Regions from separate parts of the Homo sapiens genome. Here region 2 is linked to region 1. Evidence: read pairs that join two places in POLR2A ChIA-PET (ENCODE). Cell type or tissue: GM12878. All regions are shown on one strand. Links, peaks and the distances in the headings refer to the core of each region. The heading gives the core; the rest is flanking DNA. Region 1 has its middle 18 kb from the start of S1PR1. Region 2 has its middle 92 kb from the start of S1PR1-DT.

Region 1 (2,932 bases), core at 208-2,707:
CACACACCTTCTCCAGGGATTTTACTTTGCGGCTTGTTACAGTGATTCGAATTCGGTGAATTGCCACCTCTGGCTCCACGAGTGTGTTTCCGGAATTCTTTTTTTTTTTTTTTTTTTTTTTTTGAGATGGAGTCTCGCTCTGTCCCCCAGGCTGGAATGCAGTGGCGTGATCTCGGCTCACTGCGAGCTCCGCCCCCCGGGTTCACGCCATTCTCCTGCCTCAGCCTCCTGCGTAGCTGGGACTACAAGAACCTGCCACACCATGCCCGGCTAATTTTTTTTTTTTTTTTTTTTTTTTTTTTTTTTTTTTTTTTAGTAGAGACGGGGTTTCACCGTGTTAGCCAGGATGGTCTCGATCTCCTGACCTTGTGATCCGTCCACCTCGGCCTCCCAAAGTGCCCGGTATTCTTAAAAGCCATGGCTGCTGCGCGGCTTCCTGACCAACTGTTCCTCACAAGAGCGAACAGTGGTGAGTCAGGAGCAGGAGCTGGCAGATCAGCGATTCTTTTTTTTTTTTTTTTTTTGAGACTGAGTCTCACTCTATCACCCAGGCTGGAGTGCAGTGGCGTGATCACGGCTCACTGCAACCTCTGCCTCCCAGGTTCAAGCTATTCTCCTGCCTCAGCCTCCCAAATAGCTGGGATTACAGGCATATGCCACCACACCCGACTAATTTTTTGTATTTTTAGTAGAGACAGAGTTTCACCATGTTGGCCAGGCTGGTCTCGAACTCCTGACCTTAAGGGATCTGCCCGCCTCGGCCTCCCAAAGTGCTAGGATTACAGGTGTGAGCCACCAAGCCAGCCTATCACTATTTTACAAAGAAATGAACTGCATTTCAGCTAGGTTGAATAACTTCTCCAGGGCCACATACCTAGTGTGCGGTAGAGACAGAATTCAAACACAGGCCAAACTGACTACTCTGACTTAATATATTTCCTCGTATGCAGGGAAAAATCTTCATATACTAGAAATTCCATTGATATTTCTCCATTCTGCTTTATATTACAAGAAAGATCCTGATGTTCGTTGGGTGACCAGAGTCCCACTGCAAAAACGATTCTTCCTGGCTGGGTGCTGTGGCTCACACTTGTAATCCTAGCACTTTGGGAGACAGGCAGATCATTTGAGCTCAAAATTTCAAGACCAGCATGGACAACATGGCAAGACCACATCGCTACAAAAAAAAAAAAAAAATTAGCGGGGCATGGTGGTGCCCACTAAGCCCCAGCTACCTGGGAGACTGAGATGGGAAGATCGCTTCAGCCCAGGAGGCAGAGTTGCAGTGAGCCAAGATCACACTACTGCACTCCAGCCTGGGTGACAGAGCCAGACCCGGTCTCAAAAACAACAACAACAACAACAACAACAACAACAACAACAAAAAACTCCATGATTCTTCTTGTGCATCACACCACGAAGGCAGCACTGATATTACAGCATTTGTTATATATCTATGTGGAAATGCTAATAATTTTCTGGCTAGAAAGAAATCACAGGAAAGTAGAAAGAAGTGTGTAGGAGACCACAGTGCAATCCCAGAAAAAGGAAAAGAAATTTTTAAAAGGGAAATTGTAACCCTAATCTGGACTTTAGCTGAAATAAGCATTTTTAATGTCAAAAGAGCCCTTGAGCTTGGTGTAATCAAAATAAACAACAACATGGGCCAAATTGCGCAAAATAAGTTCTTTCTTGGGTTTCCAGTGACGTTACCGACCACACAAAACTCCACCGTCTACTGAAATTATAGCCTGTGATTTTATCCTCTGGTGGGTTGTATTTGGTCAAACACCACCATTTTCATTAACATTTGCTACGCCCTTCTGCTTGGATCTGCCACTCCCCCTAAATTCAACAGACATTCACACTGCTGCAGAAGCAAAATCATTGTAATTTCAAAGACTTGCATTCCATTTATCTCAGTTTATAAAAGTTAGCAAGGGCCAGTAGCCTAAGGGTCTAAAGACAATCTGGCTGGATCTAGGAGAAATAAATCTGGAGACGTAAGAATACAATAAAACCAGCAACACAAACCTTTCACTTTTCAACATTGCCTTACTAGCACAACTATGATTTCAAACTAGACAAGGACAAGAGAAACGAGTAGGAGTCAAGAGCGAGTCACTTATCTCTGAAATGAGACAGTTGGGCAGGTTAATCTCTAAGGTTCCTTCCAACTCAGTGAGTCTATGATCATAAATCTGGGGAAGCCTGAGGAAGTTTTCCAGGCTTTACTGTGTAATGGAAAAGCAAAGCCAACTTCACTGGTGACTCGTTATGTGGGGAATTCGTTAACCTCCCATTTGCCTCAGATGCGCTGCATCCTCTGGGCACTGATAGTAATACACACTTCACAGTATTGTTGTGTATAGCTAATTGAAAAGGACGAAAGTCAGACTTGCCAATACATTTATAAGCTTTTATATATACATATAATCTTTTATATATATAAGCTTTTTTAAAATATATTTATATATATATTTATATATATAGTTATATATATTTATATATATATTTATATATAGTTATATATATTTATATATATAGTTATATATATTTATATATATATTTATATATATAGTTATATATATTTATATATATAGTTATATATATAGTTATATATATTTATATATATATTTATATATAGTTATATATATTTATATATAGTTATATATATTTATATTTATCTATATTTATAGATATTATATATATTTATATTTATCTATATTTATAGATATTATATATATTTATATTTATATATATTTATAGATATTATATATATTTATATATATTTATAGATATTTATATATTTATATAATTATTATTTTATTATATATTATATTAATAAATTTATATAAATAATACAATAAATATATTATATATATTTATTATTTATTATATATTTATTTATATAATAAATAAATATTATATA
Region 2 (2,932 bases), core at 100-2,599, 110 kb after region 1:
TTCACTTTTTTGACCTAAGGCCAAAGCAATAAGTAAAAGTCCACTTTTTTGAGTAAATAGTAGAGCAGGGGATACTAGAGTCTAGGAAGGTAAGAGACAGGGAAGAACAAGGAGAGATTAGTTAAAGGATACAAAATTACAGCTAGATAGGAGGAATAAGTCTTAGTATTCTGTATCACTATGGGATGACTATAATTAACAAAAATGTAGTTTCGAATAGCTAGAAGGAGGATATTGAATGTTCCCAACACAAAGAAATGATAAATGTTTGAGATGATGGATGTGCTAATTACCCTCATCTGATCACTATACATTATATGAATCCAAACATTGCTATGTATTCTCTGAATACGTACAATCATTATTTGTCCATTAAAAAAATAAATTAAACATTTTTTTAAAAAGTCCAGTTTTTCATGTTGGAAGCAATTCCTTCTAGTTAAGATTACAAAGATACTTTTCTTGTTTTATTGCATTTTCGAAGTCTACATATTCTGTATACCCTGTGAATCTTTTAAAATTTCTACCCATGTAGATATACATATGTATTATGTGCACACACACATAATTATAGTTAACACTTATTAAGCCCTTGGTATATACCAGGCAATGTACTTTACATGCATTAACATACTTTTCCCAACAACCTTATATAGTCAACTAGGGTAATTCAAGCATAGTGTAGTTAAGAACCTTGCTCTGAATCATAAAGCATGTGAGGAGCAGAACCCAAGCTCTTACTCATGACACTTGTAATAGTTTTTCTTCTACATTTGCAGATAAGATAGCAGAAAAGAAATTGCACATGATCTACAAAATGATGTTTCTATGGCTTGAAGGAGCTTTTATTGGTCCCTAGTGAAATCCTCTGAATTCATACATGAAAGAAGAACAAGGCACTGAAGTAGCTAATCCAGTATGTCTAGTTCCAGTCCCCTGTCTTCCAGCTTAGTCTCTTATCACCACACTACACTGTCCAGGCACCAAGTTTCCATTTTTGTTTTTAAAGGCAATGAAATGTGAGAATGCCAAATGTGGTCAGGGTATTTATGTTGCTGTGGCTGCCTTCAGAGTTCATACTTCATTCTCCTGTTGGAAAACCCCTACCCGTTCTTAAGATGCAGGTCAAATGTAACCTTCTCTGTGGAAATTACTTTTCTTTTATAAAATTTAGTTCTGGTTCCTCCTTTTCTTTTAGTTCCCAAAATGCATTGCACACGCTACACTATTTATACTATTGCACTTTGTACGTTATTAAAAGGCCAAACCAAAGAAAAGCAGCATTGCGAAGTGCATGGTTTCCAAATTGAGCTCTGTGGTGTCCTGTCAGAGACCTGGGGATGGAGGTAGGTAGGGGTTCTGGGCTGGGTTTCACATCTGATTAATCAGAGTTCTGCTGTTATCTGTTCGGCTTATTTCCACTTCAATAATAAGTTTCTTGACAGGAAAGAAAAATTTTAAAAACCTCTGGTGTTATGGAAAAACCATGAGCTTTGGAGACAGGCCAGAGTCTGAATCCCAGTTGTACCACTGCCATCCCAGCTGTAAGGGGTAAATACATGCAACAGCACAGTGCCTGACACATAAAGCCTCAATAAATGAATCCCCTTCTCTGTTTATGATCATTATTTCTTTGTTTCTCTACTGTACTTTGTAGGGTCTTTATACCCTTTCTACCTAGATCAAAATACCCAATCCATGTTTACTAAATGGAAGCAAATGTGATGGGATACTAGAATGAAATCACGAAGGTCAGTTTTGAGGTTAGATATGGATAATAAAGAGTCTTGAATGCTATGCTAAAATCTTTAGGCCAGGCACGGTGGCTCATAATCCCAGCACTCTGGGAGGCTGTAATCCCAGCACTCTGGGAGGCCGAGGCAGGCAGATCACCTGTGGTCAGCTTGACCAACATGGTGAAACCCCATCTCTACTAAAAATACAAAAATTAGCCAGGCATGGTGGTGCGTGCCTGTAATCCCAGCTACTCGGGAGGCTGAGTCAAGAGAATCACTTGAACCCAGAAGGCGGAGGTTGCAGTGAGTCAAGATTGCACCAATGCACTCCAGCCTGGGCGACAGAGTGAGACTAAGTCTCAAAATAAATAAAATAAGATAAAAATAAGTAAATAAAATCTTTAACAGAAAGTTTGGAAAAGTAGGAGTATGATAATATTTATGTTTTAGCAAATAAATAATCCTGGCTTCTTAACAGAAGGTGCTGGGTTACAGTTTGGCTTAGTGGTTGAGAGTATAGAATCTGAGTTTATATCACAGGTCCCTCACTTACTAATTTAATTATATGACTGTGGGCAAGTCACTTAACTTCATTTCCCTCATCTGTAACATTGGTTTAATAAGAGCGCTTACACAGATTAAAGTAATTAACATATATAAAGCACCTAGAACAATATCTGGCACATGGTAAGAAGCACGTAAGTGTTATTGTAATGACAATAAAAAGGTTATTTTTGTTACTTTTTAAGAGACAGGGTCTTACTCTGTTGCATGATTATGACTCACTGCAGCCTCAGACTCCTGGGCTCAAGTGATCCTCCCACCTCTGCCTCCCAAGTCACTGGGATTACAGGCAAAAAGTTTTATTATGATGATGATCCCATGCCCCCTTAAAGTATATAAAAAGGAGATTGCAGAACTATTTGGGGATGAGTAATGGAGGCTCAGAATCATCTAGGATTCTTTTGTAAACCTAACAGACTTTGCGTTGAGAAGTACCGCCATTATGAAGCACTGTTACTAATGGAAGTATAGTGGATTCCTCAGGGATGTTAAACACTAAAAAGTTGAGAATTCCCATTGTTCTGATAACATAAAGGATAAGATATCATGGAGAGAGACTGGAAGGAGGGAGATGAATTAGAAGGCTACTGCAATAGTCTAGTAACTTAAATCGATGGTCCAGACCCACATAA

The links. ChIA-PET counts read pairs that join two places held together with the same protein. Peaks named below come from ENCODE experiments on the same cell type or tissue, not always from the same donor. Only the 100,000 strongest peaks of a DNase experiment are listed, where the experiment ranks them.
Region 2: POLR2A ChIA-PET joins it to region 1 with 8 read pairs; 6 of 35 experiments call an interaction of 5 or more read pairs at or near these places.

Annotation. Positions count from the first base shown.
Region 1 is chr1:101,253,444-101,256,375 of GRCh38, reverse strand. It overlaps the pseudogene RPS20P6. Among named protein-coding and RNA genes, the nearest start is that of S1PR1, 18 kb to the right of the region's middle. In GM12878, for the core only: no CTCF peak of the experiment used is centred there; no DNase peak of the experiment used is centred there.
Region 2 is chr1:101,143,425-101,146,356 of GRCh38, reverse strand. No RefSeq gene overlaps it. Among named protein-coding and RNA genes, the nearest start is that of S1PR1-DT, 92 kb to the left of the region's middle. In GM12878, for the core only: no CTCF peak of the experiment used is centred there; a DNase peak (open chromatin) is centred at 1,146.